2 separate regions of the Homo sapiens genome follow, and region 2 is linked to region 1. The links are chromatin loops, found by intact Hi-C in ENCODE. Cell type or tissue: CD14-positive monocyte. All regions are shown on one strand. Links, peaks and the distances in the headings refer to the core of each region. The heading gives the core; the rest is flanking DNA. Region 1 overlaps LRRK2 (leucine rich repeat kinase 2). Region 2 overlaps LRRK2 (leucine rich repeat kinase 2).

Evidence for each region. A loop is a pair of places that touch in the nucleus more often than their neighbours do. Peaks named below come from ENCODE experiments on the same cell type or tissue, not always from the same donor. Only the 100,000 strongest peaks of a DNase experiment are listed, where the experiment ranks them.
Region 2: a loop joins it to region 1, with 2.1 times the contacts of the local background. A loop is called at or near these places in 2 of 110 quality-filtered maps.

Annotation. Positions count from the first base shown.
Region 1 is chr12:40,332,636-40,340,984 of GRCh38, forward strand. LRRK2 (leucine rich repeat kinase 2) reads left to right here. Exons shown (of 51, transcript NM_198578.4): 40 at 2,332-2,522; 41 at 7,659-7,819. Among named protein-coding and RNA genes, the nearest start is that of MUC19, 57 kb to the right of the region's middle. In CD14-positive monocyte, for the core only: CTCF peaks have their summits at 4,188 and 4,391; no DNase peak of the experiment used is centred there; H3K27ac peaks cover 635 bases.
Region 2 is chr12:40,280,840-40,289,188 of GRCh38, forward strand. LRRK2 (leucine rich repeat kinase 2) reads left to right here. Exons shown (of 51, transcript NM_198578.4): 19 at 3,036-3,294; 20 at 6,512-6,700. Among named protein-coding and RNA genes, the nearest start is that of LRRK2, 60 kb to the left of the region's middle. In CD14-positive monocyte, for the core only: no CTCF peak of the experiment used is centred there; no DNase peak of the experiment used is centred there.

The sequences.
Region 1 (8,349 bases), core at 139-8,138:
CCTGGGGGCATTTTAATTATTAGTAACAACAGTCACACTGTAGTTCTAGAACCAAATTGAACATTTTATATATAGAAGCTTATCTGTGAATCAAATCTGACATAATCTCTTTTAATGTGTAGGTAATTTCTTATATAAATTGATTTTTTGGCCTTGCTGTCAGCATGCATTTCAAATTTTACACCATGTGTTTGGGGAGCTATGGTGGAAATTAGTACATTAAAAATGTCTACAGAGCCAATTAGTGTATAAGCAGGGAGGCAAACTAAGGGAATGGTGGAAGAAATTAAAAAAAAAGGGGTGTGCATAATGTGCTTCTTCTCTTAAAAAAAAAAAAAGAAAAAGACAACAACAAAAAGAAAGAAAAATGACATTTGACGGTCATTCTACCAGTAGTCATGGGGCAGATCTATATTATACTGTACTATTACGCTGTTTTTTCTTTGCAATTAGTGAGTTGCTTTTCCAGGATAGAAAATTTGGATTAGACCTCTGTCTGTGCCTATGAAAACAAGCAGAGCTAACTTAACTCCTTCTCATCAGTTCTAACCAACTGACATGGGCATTAAAAAAAAGATTTTATCTACTAAGCAAATATGATCACAGTCTGAAGCTTTGTTCTTGGAAAATCCCCTCTCAGGGTGTTCAGCCTTTCTTCTTCAGCTTGCAGAATTCTCCATGTTTCAGTTTCCTGATAAATCAGTGGGCGCCGCTACTCCACATCTTTGAAGCTGGTTGTTAAGAAGCAGTGCTTCTGCAGCAATCACAGTTTAAAGCATGAATCAATTTAACATCACACAAGCTATACATTTCAACAGAGTTACAGTTTCAGAGTAAAGTGCAATATACAGTATAAAGCGAATCTGGAATTCAAGCCCAACAATGTCATAAAAGAGGCTGTGAAGTCTCACATGATGTGGGCCACAGAGAGGGTTGTTGCCATTGGATCTTAGCTCAAATACTACCACATCTTCGGAGTGGCCTGCCATGGGCCACCCTTACTAAGGCAATCCCTCTGTCCAAGCCAAAATGATATCTCGGACTTTTTTTGAATTGCAGAGAGATTGTTGCAGCCAGGGATTGCCTTAGTAAGGGTGGCCCATGGCGGGCCTCTCTGAGGATGTGGTAATATTTGAGATAAGATCTGAATGGCAAGACTTCAGCCATGTGAAGGGTGGAGGGATTTCTAGGGAAAGGGGTCAGCACAGGCAAAGACCCTATGATGGGAAGAAGCTGGGCACAGCTTGGGATTGAATGAATGCCAATGTGGCTGAAGGGTGGTGATTGAAGAGGAGGGGGAGACGAGAAGGTCTGGAAGGCCTGGGGCATGATCAGATCAGGTGCTGAGGCCGTGGAAGTAGATGGGATTTTCATCTAAGGGAAATGGGAAGTCATTAGAGAGTTTTCAGGAGGGGATGATATGTATTTTTTTAAAATTGAGCATTATCCTCGGTAAACTTTTGTAGTCGTTAAACCAGAGATTATAAGCAGGTTTTACCTCATATGCCAGTTGCAGCTGATTAGTAGTGGCTATAGAGAATCCTGGGCTGAGAAGGATACTGTGGCTAACCAGAATTCAGTAGATGAGTTTGACGTGGCCTGTTAGTATGACTACACTGTGTGCACTGTTTCTGCATTAAATGTCTGATAAAAACAGAGCCAAAGGAAAAATAGAACTTAAAAATTTAATTCTGACAGTACAGTTGACCCTTGAAAAACATAAAGGTTGGGGTGCTGACCCCTTGTGCAGTCACAAATTTGCATATAACTTTTGACCTCCCCAAAAAACTGAACCACTGATAGCCCACTGTTGACTGGAAGCTTTACTGATAACATAAACACTTGATTAACACATGTTTTATATGTTATCTGTATTATATACTCCATTCTTACCATAAAGCAAGCTAGAGAAAAGAGTATTTTATTTAAAAAATCATAATGAAGAGAAATATATTTAATCTTCGTTAAGTAGAAGTGGATCATTATAAAGGTCTTCACCCTCATCATCTTCACATTGAGTGGGCTGAGGAGGGGGAGGTAGAGGAAAGGTTGGTCTTGCTGTCTCAAGAGTGGCAGAGGTGGAAGAAAATTTATGTATATGTGGACTCATGCACTTCAATCCCATGTTGTCCATAGGTCAACTGTAGTTTCAAAACCAGCTTTTTATTACTGAAAATACGGGAAAAAAAACTCAGAGAAGAAATGGAAAGTTTGCTATGATCCAGTCATACAGAGAAATCCATGTTCAGCCTGTTGATGCACTTTAAAGAAGGAGATACGTGGGTAAAACCTGATGTTGAATTACTCTTACATGATTTTGGACTTTTGCAGGAGCTTGTGGTGCTTTGCCACCTCCACCACCCCAGTTTGATATCTTTGCTGGCAGCTGGGATTCGTCCCCGGATGTTGGTGATGGAGTTAGCCTCCAAGGGTTCCTTGGATCGCCTGCTTCAGCAGGACAAAGCCAGCCTCACTAGAACCCTACAGCACAGGATTGCACTCCACGTAGCTGATGGTTTGAGGTAAGTAGGTCATGTTGTTTTCTATTCAGTGCATGACAAGTGTGATCCAGACTTGCTCTCAGGTTCTGAGAACACTTCCCAGTAACACTGTGCCCCAGTAACAATTTATAAACAATTTGGATGAAAACTACCATTTCCCTGATCAAATTTTGTAATTTCAGAAAATAAGAGTATGGAAACCATGCAGAACCTCATAGCAAGTAGTAATAGACTTTGAACCCACAAGTTCTGCTCTAGAACCCATCATCTTAACCCTGTACTGATCTGCCTTCTATAAAAATGTATAAGTTAGGCTTCACAGTATCAAAGTAAGTGTCAATTACATGATTCCAATGAGGAAAGATGAGTCCATACTTCTCAAGGGGACTAGAGTGATTCATGTTGGATTCTTCGGCATGACCATCTCACATGTCTCAGAGGCACACCTAACCCTGCATCCAGAGCAAGCTTTGGAGAGGGAGCACACTGGAGTGGAAAGGCTGTGGTCTTTGAAGACAAAAGGCCTGGGATTCATCACTATTCCACACATTTAGTAACTGTGATTTTATATCTCTGATTCCCATTTTTTAAATAGTCTGTGAACCATGACTAATATTTAATGCATAAAATTATGATGACTTCTGTAATAATTGGAGACATTCCAGATGAAACTCTTGATGTCCCCTCTGCCATTGCTCCCCAACCCCAGTCACCCTGTTACACCTGAGAGTCACCTTACATTCCTTTCTTCCTCTCTCATTTCACAGCTAATCCTTCAGCAAATCTTTTCAGCTCTGCCACCAAAATATATCTTAATGCTTCTAACAATTTCTCTCACTAACGTCTAAATCTGAGCCAGTATCATCTCTCATTGCCTACTGGTCCCCTGCTTCTACCTCTGTCTCATGATAGTCCCATTCCTCACCCAGCCTCTGGAGTGATTTTTCTAACATGAAAGTTGGATCAGGACTTGTTCCTGTTATTACCCCTCCCCTGCCTTATTTCTTGGGTACAGTGCTCAGCCACTCCCATCCCTGAGGTTCCTTGCAGATACCAGAGGCTTTATATCTGCTGTTGATTTCACTCAGGAATGTCTGACTCCCAGATGTGCTCTCTACTTATTATAAAGGATTATCTGAATCTTTCTGAATCCTTTCATTTAGGACTCTCAGCAGAGAGGATGTCCGCAACGACCCTTTGTCTCTCCAGCCCCTATAGGACTATTGCTGCCTAGGATTCTTTATGTTTTCATTTTTTAAAAACTTATTTATTGTCTGTCTTGCCATCAGAATCTAAGTACCATGAAAGAAGGGACTTTTCGTCTTGTTTGCCATTGTATCTCTAGCTCCTAAAATAGTAAGCCTTCAGAATTACTGTGTTGACAGTAGGGGAAGGGGGAGAAAGGAGGAAAGAAGGAAAACAGTGCCTGGGGCATAGAAGCCAAGCAGTGTATGCAACTTTCCTTCTCTTCTTTCTCTTCTGAAATGCTATGAATATGCCTTTTAGGTAGTATCCAGAAATGTTCCTTCCTGAAAGGGTCCAGAAACTACTGAAAACTGTACAGATTATGAAATGAAACAGGGTGCAGGGATTTGGATTTGAGTTGATGTTTCTGCTTTTGAACACCAGGGGGAATCTTGGGTTACATTAATCTAGGTAAAGTGCAGAATAGTCTCCTGTATTTCAGTGCCCTCTTTCCTTCATTTAACTAACTCTAGGTTCTAGTTTTTCCCTAATTCTTCCACAAATCCCCAAAGTGTTTATTTATAAAGTGAAGAATTGCTATTTTTTAACACTGTTCGAAACACCTTATCTCTAAAATGACTTATTCTAGTTCTCTGAAACCTTACTTTAAATAACAAATCCAGCAGTTTCTGATGAAGTAAATGAAATGTCAGCATATTTTAAAATAATTTGCCTAATTTGTTCTTAGCATAATGCCAGAAAAGCTTTCTGGATTTTGTATCACAAAAGGCTAGTAGATTTCAGTAGCTATCAATCTTCTACCAGCACTAAGTATATTTTAAAAACTCAGCATTAAGGTTTATTTTTCCAAGTATGTTTCAGCACAGGAAATAAAATCATGCTCCTTTGGAGTCCCTTAAATGCTGGAGCTGTTTAGAGTGACATACAAGAACTTTCTTCACGTTACATGCTCTCTCTTCCTCCATCTTGCTTTTAACTGTTAGCTTACTTCTCCAATTCAATCCACTTCGTTTGAACTCTTTATCATAATTCTATAAAACTTATGAAAATACAGTCAACTGCATTTTCTGTATGTTTCTGTGTTTCAATATCTTCAAAATGGAATGTACTGCCTTGGTACATCACCCACTATGAATCTGTTATTTCTGTTATATCCCACAGTTGCCAGGCCAGGATACTTGTCCCATCCAGGCCAAACACCTTCCCCCGAAAGCAAGTATGCATTTGTCCACCAGGTCCTTGACTCTATTTTACATTATCTTTTTAGTCAATTCATTTATTTTTATGCCACTCCTGCTGTCTTGGTTCAGTATGTCCAGGGAATTATCAGAATTTCTTTTCTAAAATAAAAATCTGTTTATGCTTGCAATTCCTTGACAGTTCTCAATTATCTGCAAAGTGCATCCAAACTTCTTGGCATAGCATCAAAGATCTTTCTGTATGCCTCTTGCTTCCCTTTGCGGCCCCTGCCACCCCACTGCCCACACTGCATTCTAGCCGTGATGACAGGCTTGAATTTTCAGTTATGCTCATGTCTGTCCATCATTGTATTTGTTATTCCTCTCTTTCCACCAAGTTGTCTGCCTAGAGAGCTCATTTTCCTTAAGAATTTCTTCACAAACCATCTCTACTATGAAGCTCAAGTGTGTCATGAAGTGTTAGCTTCTCCAACTTGTGTTTCTTGCAGACACTCTGTGCAAGACATTGACTTAGGTGCTAAAGAGGGAAAGCTAGATATTATATTGTTCTTGAGGTTGAAAGCTTACAGTCTAGTAGGAGAGTCAACTTTGCTGTCTTTACCTCAGTGTTTTTCTCCCTCTGTGCTTCCCTAGCACGTGGTACTTACATATTTCTGGAATCTTGATTAAACACCTGTTTGAGGACTGTCTGAGCACAATCCTTCTGGATTGTGACACCCTCAAGGGAGCAGAGATACAAAGATGGCTTTGTATACTAAATGACTGGCCCTCATAGATACCTAGTACATATTTGTCAAATAAATGAATGCATTCTATTTTTGGAATAATTCTATTCAGAATCAGATAAAGTTTACTTTAAGCTATGAAGAAAGAAGTCTCTTAGCAACTCTTACAATAATCACAATCAAAGAATGACTGTTTAACTTAATATAAACCAGTTTGTTTTAATAAAATATTTGACAATAGTCATGGTTACACAATGCATAAATTATGGCTAAATTATTATCAGGAAGGAAAAATCTTTACTTATTATTTCAAAAGCTATTTTGCTAGTCTATTAAAAGCTATTAGAACTGCACTTCTTAAGATTAAATTCTATAATTGAACATTTTAACTAACCAAGATATTATCTCTTTGCCACTGACATTATTTCAAATTAAGCTTAACTATTTCTTTTTAGCCTTTGGAAAGTATTCTGAAAGAGTCTGTGTTCTATAAATATACTTAAAGAGGCATGTCTTATAAAGGATTTGGATACTATTCAATGATGTATGACTTGGCTTTAGCTTTTTTATTCTTAATCTCTCAGCTTTTCTCTTCAGCAGGGGAAGAGTACCTAATGGCCTTTCAGTAATCCCTTGGTAAATTTTTCTTTCAAGCCCATTACTTACTGTGAAGGTCAACTTCATTAGTGTATTTATCTTATTTTTTTCAGCCCAAAATAGGTATATTGAAATGAATGGGCCTAATGTCAAATGTCCCGACTACATCCTGGAAGAGAGAGAATCTTCAGCTGTATTAGTTGATGCAGTTAAATAATATGTACTCTCCAGGCCCTCATACAATTGAAAGTTCAGGGTATCGTTGCTGCTCTGCTTCTAATCCTTCCAGAAGTGATTGGTGCTAGGTGATGGAGTAACTATTAATTGATATAATGTGAGCCAAAACCAACAGTCACGAATAAGCAAAGGATTTAAATTTAACTCCATTAAGTCTTGTGAGAAATTATTTTCAACATAGGTTATAACATACCTGTGACATCACATGAAATGCTGTAGTCAATTTGACATCATGGGGCAGAGAAGACAGAGTTGGAAATCAGAATTTTATAGACATCTAATGTGATAATAACATTAGTAGCTGAGATGCGGTAAGCTCTTTGACCATGTTTCCAGAATGGATAAGACCTGGTTGAGATGAAAACTTTACACTGTTTTTTTATATTAACTATCTTTTACTCTTTGCCTGAAATGTCCAACTCTAGTTGCTCGTGATTGCGTGGGTCAGTCTCCAGAAGGTTGGACTTTAATATTACCCGTCATCTTTTCCAAGACAAAATTGTATTCATTCTAACTCTTAGCCCCAAATTTTCTTTTTTAACCTTAATATCTAACATGATTAGGTTTATGGTAAATTATATACTCAAACAGAAGAAGAGACTAATAGCAAGCAAAAGTCTTATATTTTCATTTGTTTTCATCCAAAAAGTAGAAAATATTTTCCAAACATTGGGAAACATTTTAGTCAGAAAAATAAATATCAATGATAAATAGAATAGAGAAAAATTTTAAAGCTGAGCTAAACCTCTATGTGGTTTTAGGAAAATCAAAACTATTAAATAAATGGCAAGTACAACAAAATCCCATCAATTCTTATTTAACATACTTACATTTTGAAATAGTTAAAATATTCATATGATCATTGAGAGAATTCAGAATTGCCTTTAAGTAATTGTTCACATATACAAAAGAAAAGTCTCCAAAAATTGGGTCTTTGCCTGAGATAGATTTGTCTTAAAATTGAAATCATTCACTTATCAGATTTGACCCTTTTTTAAAGCATAACTTTGCTGTGTAATATTAGACTTATATGTTTTGATTTCCTTCTACAATATCTCTTAACTTTAAGGGACAAAGTGAGCACAGAATTTTTGATGCTTGACATAGTGGACATTTATATTTAAGGAAATTAGGACAAAAATTATTATAATGTAATCACATTTGAATAAGATTTCCTGTGCATTTTCTGGCAGATACCTCCACTCAGCCATGATTATATACCGAGACCTGAAACCCCACAATGTGCTGCTTTTCACACTGTATCCCAATGCTGCCATCATTGCAAAGATTGCTGACTACGGCATTGCTCAGTACTGCTGTAGAATGGGGATAAAAACATCAGAGGGCACACCAGGTAGGTGATCAGGTCTGTCTCATAATTCTATCTTCAGGATGGATAACCACTGACCTCAGATGTGAGTTCAGAAGAGTCAAAAGGAAAACAGAGTCTATCACATTGTGAACAGAGGTTTATTTTGTGAAAAAATGCAAGCATCACATTGTGATTTTTATCATTGTATTTTGTAGGAAAAAAACAATTGATGTAATTTTTCAGGGCAAAAACTGAATAAAAAGAAGAGAATGTTTGATATCAAGTTATATGTTTTAAAGTTAGATTTGTAGATTCTTTAGATACTCTAGAGGTCATAAAAAGTAACAGCAAAAACTTTAGTCTAGGTATTGTTGGCACTTGTGAGGCAAATCAAATTCAGGTCCACAAATTCTTTTTCATAATTCTGAAACCCAAAGAACTCTGAAAATCCCAAGATTTTTTAAAAAATGACTAATTTGGTGTCAAAACCTAAGCAAGCTGACTTGTTGCTTATTACAATCTTTATTTCTCATGCTCAGTGTGAATATGCATACATTTTGCTGCAGAAATAT
Region 2 (8,349 bases), core at 180-8,179, 52 kb before region 1:
GTGGATCATGAGGTCAGGAGATCGAGACCATCCTGGCTAACCCGGTGAAACCTTGTTTCTACTAAAAAAATACAAAAAATTAGCCAGGCGTGGTGGCAGGTGCCTGTAGTCCCAGCTACTTGGGAGGCTGAGGCAGGAGAATGGCGTGAACCTGGAAGGCGGAGCTTGCAGTGAGCCTAGATCGCGCCACTGCACTGCAGCCTGGGCGACAGAGTGAGACTCCGTCTCAAAAAAAAAAAAAACAAAAAACGAACCAACCAACCAACCAACAAAACAAACAAACAAAAAACCAACAAAACCAAACACTTCTATCATGCTCATTACCACCTGGGCACTGCTCCAAATACTTTACACAATTTAATCCTTACGACAACCTACGAAAAGGTCCAGTAGGTTCTAATGTTATTCCCATTGTGCAAGTGAGAAGCTGAGGCACTGAGGGTTTAAATAACTTGCCTAAGAACAAGCTCCTGGTAACAGTGTGAAATCTGCCTCCACAGTGCCTGCTTTAATTTCTTGGCTACACAGCAGATTCATGGTAGTGGTGGTAGTGGTGTTCATTTTCTCTAAAATAACAGTTTGAATAATTTGGTTTTGATAATGCACTGCATTTATTATAAATTAGATGATCAGAGAAAGATTGCAGGGATAAGAAATTATGCTTTTGATAATCTTTAGTTATATTCTTAATTTTCTTCATTATTATTTAAATGTAAAAATAAATATCTGTGAGCAGTAGTATTTTCCTGTCATGAAGCTGAAATTACTTTCATAAATATGTGTGAATATTCTAAAGAGAATGACTCTGTAGGATTTAAAGAAATTAATTCTTATTTTTGCTGGCATTTATTTATTTTATCAGATTCACTTTCTCATATATGTCTCTCTTCATGGCACCATATGCCTAAAGTCAGCTTGGATAGTTTGGATCCTCCAAGGAAAATTCCTTCCACAAACATGTGCAGCACACAGTGCTAGATAATTAATAGAGAATATAAAATGGGTTTCCTGTTTCAAGATGGTTTGTAGGTCTGTATGTGTAGGGCATTGACAAGAGAGTAAAACATAAATCACCTTAGTACAAAGTAAGGAGTGAATGGCATATCTTAGAGAAAAAAAAGTTACTGGGCTATAAGAGAAGGCATTTGTGAGTTTTTCCCTCCCTCCCCGCTTCCCTTCCCTTCCCTTCCCTTCCCTTCCCTTCCCTTCCCTTCCCTTCCCTTCCCTTCCCTTCCCTTCCCTTCCCTTCTCTTCCCTCCCCTCCCCTTCTCTTCCCTCCCCTCCCCTCCCCTCCCCTCCCCTCCCTTCTCCTTTCTCTTCCCCTTCCCCTTCCTCTTCCCCTTCCCCTTCTCCTTCCTTCCTTCCTTCCTTCCTCTTCCACCTGCCTTCCTTTTAATTTTGCTATGAGCCCTTAAAGAGGATTTTAGTAATTTGCTACTTAAATTAAATATATTTGCTAGATGTTGTGCTAGGCTTCAGGAATACAAGTTGGATTGCAGTAATGTAAAGCCCTTTGCATTCTAGCAAGAAAACAGATGGGTATGTATGTTTGCTCAGTGCTACATTAAATGAAATGGATGGGAGCCGGGAGGAGAAATGGTGTGTTTGGCCTGAGAGGTTAGTAGCAAGGACTTCTCTGCAAGAAAGTTTGAAGCCAATTCTTCAAGAATGAACACCTTTTTGCTGGGTGAAAAGTAGAGGAAGGCATTTGGGGTAATAGAAATAGCATAAAAGGTAATGAGGTTTGAAAAATTACATGCTGTGTTTGGAAGAATGTCCTGGAGCAGCAGCGTTTTAGAAGGTTTTTAAAGACGATGGTGACTTGATCAGAGCTCTGTAGTGCTTTGAGGATGGGTTGAAGGTGGGCGTACTTGGAGACTGGTGGGCATTTAATTGGTGCCTTCCAACCACATAAATGAATGTCCCCTCAAATCCCTTGGAAACACTTTAATTCTAGAAAATTCAAAAATTGTCCCCAACATCTTTTTCCTCTGAGTTGGTACCCTGGATCTTTGGGTCTTCTTTTCTTTCCTTTTTTGATGTTTTATTTTGGGTAATGAAAGTCACACAGGTTTTGAAGCCAGCAGATTTGGCTTCAAATCCAAGTCTCAGTTGCTTGCTAGCTGTAAGGGACAAATTATATATCTTTTCTAAATACTCATCTATAAAATGGGAGTAATAATTGCTATGGCATAGGATTTTTTTAAAAAAAAGATTAGAAATCATGTGTGTACAGAATTTAGCACAGTAACTGATGGATATTATTTCTATTACCTGTTATCTTGGTCTTCTAGTTGATAGCTCCTTGCTAGCGTCTAGCTCCTTTCCATAGCTCTTCCTGAGTAGGGCCAGCATGCAGTGCCACAGCTTGCTAAGGCTTCTCCTGGATTGCTGAGTTGTTCTAGTTTTTGTGGCACCTCACATGCTAACCCACCCTGAACACATGCTCTGAAAACATAACATTTAGAGGAAGGTTGAAGACTGAGAGACAAGGTATATCTTTGAGGAAATTCAGATGCTTGTCTTGAGGAGCTCAGGAAAGCTAGACACGAGTAATGACTGTCGTTTGTGTGTGGCATTAATAAATTTTACAATAGCTATGTCCCCATTTAGTTATTCTATGTCACAAATAAAGGCAGGACAGTAGTATTTACTGTGTTAAGGTACTGGTTTCCCAGGTATCTTACAGTGAGAAGACAGAAGCTCAGAAAGTGTAAGCAATGTGCATATTTGGTGGAGTCTGGATGTAAACAGAGATCTTGATGCCAAGCCTGTGGAGCTTTGTCTCCATATAATGTTGTCTCTTTCATAATAACTGACTGTCATGTGGCAGATTATTCATGCTATTCTGACATTGATGGCATTAATATCATCTTATTTTCCCAATCTATTCAAGGATCAGTTTTGCCTTATTTTATTTTGTTTCATTCCAAATTGGAGATGTAGAGAAAAATCACATGAAGTTTGATTTGCCAGTCTCCTAAAAGGAAGAAAAATGTAGATTTTTAATATACTTAATTTTTTTTCTTTAATAGGTATGTGAGAAAGAGAGCAGTCCCAAATTGGTGGAACTCTTACTGAATAGTGGATCTCGTGAACAAGATGTACGAAAAGCGTTGACGATAAGCATTGGGAAAGGTGACAGCCAGATCATCAGCTTGCTCTTAAGGAGGCTGGCCCTGGATGTGGCCAACAATAGCATTTGCCTTGGAGGATTTTGTATAGGAAAAGTTGAACCTTCTTGGCTTGGTCCTTTATTTCCAGATAAGACTTCTAATTTAAGGAAACAAACAAGTAAGTAACAAGGAGAATATTTTTTACAATTCTTATTTTTAATAGTATTTTTTTAAGTCACTAGTCTTTTAGTGGTTATTCATGCCAGTTTGAGGGACCTTAAGCCAAAGATATTGCAAAGGTTTGGATTTTTTTTTTTTTTGGCTATGAAATACTTCAAAATGACATTTAAGTTCTTTATGAGATAGCAAATAGTTATTTATAAAAATAGAGCAAAATAGTGGAAGCTTTTTGAAGGGGTACTTTTTAATATATATTTTTTATTATTAAAGTAAGATATCCCTGTTTTTAAAGGAAATATAAAATTATAAAAAAGAAAATAAAAATAACTTATTTTATCTCTTATAAGTAATTAATATGGATATTTTTCCTAACTTTTTATATGCTTACATGTACCTATGCATTCAAATGTATGTAAAAGCATACACACATATTTATTTGGCATTTTTAACTTAGAATATACTTTATATTTCAATTGATAATGCATTTTCTTTATACTTTCAAGCTCATGTGTATTTTGTACATATTATGTGTATTGATGGTAAGTTACCATCTTCTGACACTATTTTTATCTTTTGAGCTCTCTCATTTGTTCACACTAAATGTGTTTTTAGCGTGAAAGCTCCCAGCTTTCCCTGTGTTAACTTAGTCCCATGCCCATCTCCTTCCCCATGGTCATCAAACTCCATGAATCAACACCTTAAGGACCATCTTGCAAGTAACATGTTTGCTTCTCTCATTTTTATGATGCACTCACTAGCAAAACACCAGTTTTGGTCAGTCTACCAGTCTACTTTTTCCCTCAGTTTCACCAAGAAAACTGAGTGCTGCTAGAGAAAAGTACCCATCCATGCAATTTGGTGCCTTTATACATCAAGGTTTCCAACCGCTCAGTAGGCTCCAAAAGTTCCAATCAGGCTGAATTTTCCTCGGTTTCTCAAACACTTCGTGTACCCTTACTTCCAGTCTTTTTCCAGTGTTACTCTCTCTCTACCTAGCTCTAAATTCTCTCTTCACCTGGCTGTCTCTTCATTCTTCCTGTCTCAGTGCTATCACCAGTCTGGAAGGTTCTCTTACATGACCCTATAGCACTTTATTTCTCACATATACTACCATTCACCACATTATATAATTTAATTTTTCATTTTTATAATCTACTTTTTGGTAAATTGTTAGTACCATGAAGTCAATGTCAATTTTGTTCATGGTTGTAACCTTACCATTGATACTAGTGTTTTGCACATAGTAGATTATCATTTAGAATTAAGTATTCAATATTGGCAAAAAATAAAAATTGTGTAATACATTATGTTGATAAGCATGTGTGGAAACATGCTTCATATATTGATATGAATTTAAATTGTCCTCTTTTGAGGACAATTTGGCAATATCTACTAATATTTTTAATATATGTACATACTTTTTTGACCTCACAATGTACTGTTAGGAATCTATGATACAGACATTCTCAATGTGCACAAAAATTATGTACAAAAATGCACATTAAAACATTGTTTATAATAGCAAAAGAGTAGGAAAAAAACCTAAGTATTCCCCAAAAGGAACTATTCAAATAAATAATGGTACATACATGTTGTGGAATGCTTTGCAATCATTGAGGAAAAAAAAACGTGGAGCAAATTTAATGTCCTGATAAAGATTACATTACTCCGTGGCAAAAAAAAGGGCACAGACAGTGTTTTTACTATGCTAATGTTGATGAAAATGCAACTGGAATATGATAGTTATAAAAGTTTGAATATGAAATAAAACCCTCCAGAAATGGGTTCCCTGGTTGTCTCTGGGTCTTTGGAAATTACTGAGACATGGTTAGATCCCATGTTTCATTACTTAAACTAGTCTTATGCCAAAAACCTGCTTACTTTAATCTTCAATATCCGATGGAGAGGAATTGTGGGCCCATTGGAGAGGGACAGAGGGAGATTTATCATTCACTATATTCTCTTTGTTCTGTCTGGAGTTTTTACCATTGACACATCTTACCCAGTTAAAAAAACATAGAATTGTCATTTGATTAATTGGAGGGTATAACCATGATTTCACTGGCAGCTGGTCTGAGTAAAGAACACTTTGGGTCATAGCTTTCAAACATTTTTCAGGTAGTATTTGCCTAAGTGACATATTTGTGTGTGAGCTCATCCTACCGGGCTTCGGGATAATTTCCCATATCATAACATATTACTCTGGAAAAAGGAACCATTTGGGTATATGGGTATAGTGTAAGCCATAGTATCAGTTGCCTTCTTGGGGTTTATCATATGGGTCCACCACATATTTACAGTAGGAATAGATGTAGATACATGAGCATACTTCACTCTGCTACTATAATTATTGCTATTCCTACTGTTGTCAAAGTCTTTTAGCTGATTATCTACACTTCACAGGGGTAATATCAAATGATCCCCCACCATGCTCTGAGCCCCAGGGTTTATTTTCCTTTTTACAGTAGGAGGCCTAACCAGCATTGTATTAGCCAACTCATCACTGGATATTGTACTACATGATACAGCAGTATCATGTAGTAATATTTGAAGTCATTACAGTAGTAATATTTGAAGAAATCTTCCTGGCTGTATGTAGAACAATGAGGACTCAGCCAACTTATTCTTCATAGTAGAGCTAATACATAATGTAATGAAGTTGTGAGAAGAATGTTAACTTTGAAATTCCATCAGGTTTCCCAATAGTCATAATGAATCACTCAGCAAACTTTATAAAAATAACAAGATCCTTTATTTAGCAGTTTATGTGTTCTATGCATTGTGCTAAACATTTTATATGCATCATTTCAATTACTCTTTTTCATCACCATATACTGTATTTATTATCATCTTCATTTTCCAGGTGAGGACACTGATACCCAGGGAGCTCATATAACTCACAAATGGCATTTCTATGACTTGAACACAGGCCTGTCTGGCTTCAAAGCCTAGGCCTTTTCCTGAATAAAGTTAGTTCCATAGAGATTCAGTTTTGCTGTCTACATGAAAGCATTGTGTACATGGTTATGTTTTTTTAAAAAATATATGATCTGCCACCTGTTAATTATTCAGGATCACTAGTGTAAGGTGACTTTGAAAGGAAAAATAGAAATATTCTCCAGAAGCATAGCAATACGTAAGAACTTTGGTCCTATGTATGTTTATTTTTGCATAATTGTTGATTTCTAAGTTGCTGGTGTATCTCTTATTTTCAGATATAGCATCTACACTAGCAAGAATGGTGATCAGATATCAGATGAAAAGTGCTGTGGAAGAAGGAACAGCCTCAGGCAGCGATGGAAATTTTTCTGAAGATGTGCTGTCTAAATTTGATGAATGGACCTTTATTCCTGACTCTTCTATGGACAGTGTGTTTGCTCAAAGTGATGACCTGGATAGTGAAGGTATTTATTATAAAAAAAAACCCTTTATGCTTTATATTTACACACTGACATTGAACAATAGGACCCAAGACAAAAACCTGACCTAAATCATCTGGAAAAACTTGAGTAGAAATGTGTTTATTATCGCAAACAGTTAAGTTTACTAATTTTGGTTAAAGTGATGGGTCAAGGAAGTGTGTCTCTGTGCTTCTAAATGTTATACTAATTGGTTAATGGTTAATATTCCAGGAAACAAACTCTGACTAGACTGGAACGAGATTCCACGCTCTGTCATTGACTAGATCCTTTCGTGGCTTGTGTAAGCCCCTTAACCTTGTTAAAGGTAGTAATGTCGACTTTGCAGGGTTATACATAATAATTAGAAAAAATGTATGTAAAATGTCTGCAACAATGCTTGGCAAACAGGAAGCGCTTAATAAAAAAGGTTTTTATCTTTACTATAGCTTAAAACAATATTAATATTTTAATAGCTCACTTGAGATAACTTTTTAAAAAATTAATATGGTGAAATATATAATGACAATGATTAGGGCTGATGTATTTAGCATTAGCAGTTTGGTAAAAATGGAGTGAGGGGCTTTCTTATTAATATAGTATGATTGAAAACACTGGGTGATAGAATAAGGATATTTGAGAGGGCAAAAAATGAGAGTTGTTCCAAAATATTGTGTCTCAAGTCAAACCATTTTTAAAAATCAAGTGTAGTGATTTATATACATATATAATTTATATAAAATAAAATGCATTCACTTTAAGTATATATTTTCATGCGCTTTGAAAATTAACATATTCATGTGGTCATTGTCGCTATTAAGTTATGCAATATTTTCATTATCCAAAAAAGTTTCTTCATGCCTCTTCACTGAAAACATCCCCTTCCCCTGGCCCCCCTGACCCTTAGCAATCATTTGCTTCCTGACAATGTAGATTAATGTTTTCTCTAGTTTTATATACATAGGATCATACAGTGAGTACTCTTTTGTGTCTGTTTTCCAAAATGATTGTACTATGTTCTACCCCCACCAGCAGTACATGAGCATTCTGGTTGCTCTACATCCTTGTCAGTACTTGGTATTTTCAAGTTACTTTTAGCTGTTCTAGTGGAGGTTTAATTCATTTAGATGTAATTTTCATTTCCCTGATGACTAATTATGTAGAGGATGTTTTCATGTTCTTATTGGCCATTCTTATTTTTGTGTGAAGTGTTGAAGTATTTTGCTTTTAATTGGGTTGTCTTATTATATAAGAGTTCTTTGTATATTCTAGATAGAAGTTGTGACAGGTATATGTATTGCATATTTTTTTCCCAGTCATAGCTTGTCTTTTCATTTTACTAATTCTATTTTTAACAAAACAGAGGTTTTAAATCTTGGTGAAATGCAGTTTTCCAGTTTTTTTCTTTTATGGTTTGTGCTTTTTGTATCCCACTTAAGAAACCTTTTCTTAGCCTAAATTTGTGAATATTTTCTCCCATATTTTCTCTTAGAAGTGTTAAAATCTCAGCTTTGGCATTTAGGTCTAAAACATTTTAAGTTGATTTTTGTGTGTGGTGTGTCAATGAAGAGTTGACATTTATTTCTTTCTGTATGGATATCCAGTTGTTCCAACATTACTTGTTGAAAATATTATATAATTCCTCATTGAATTAA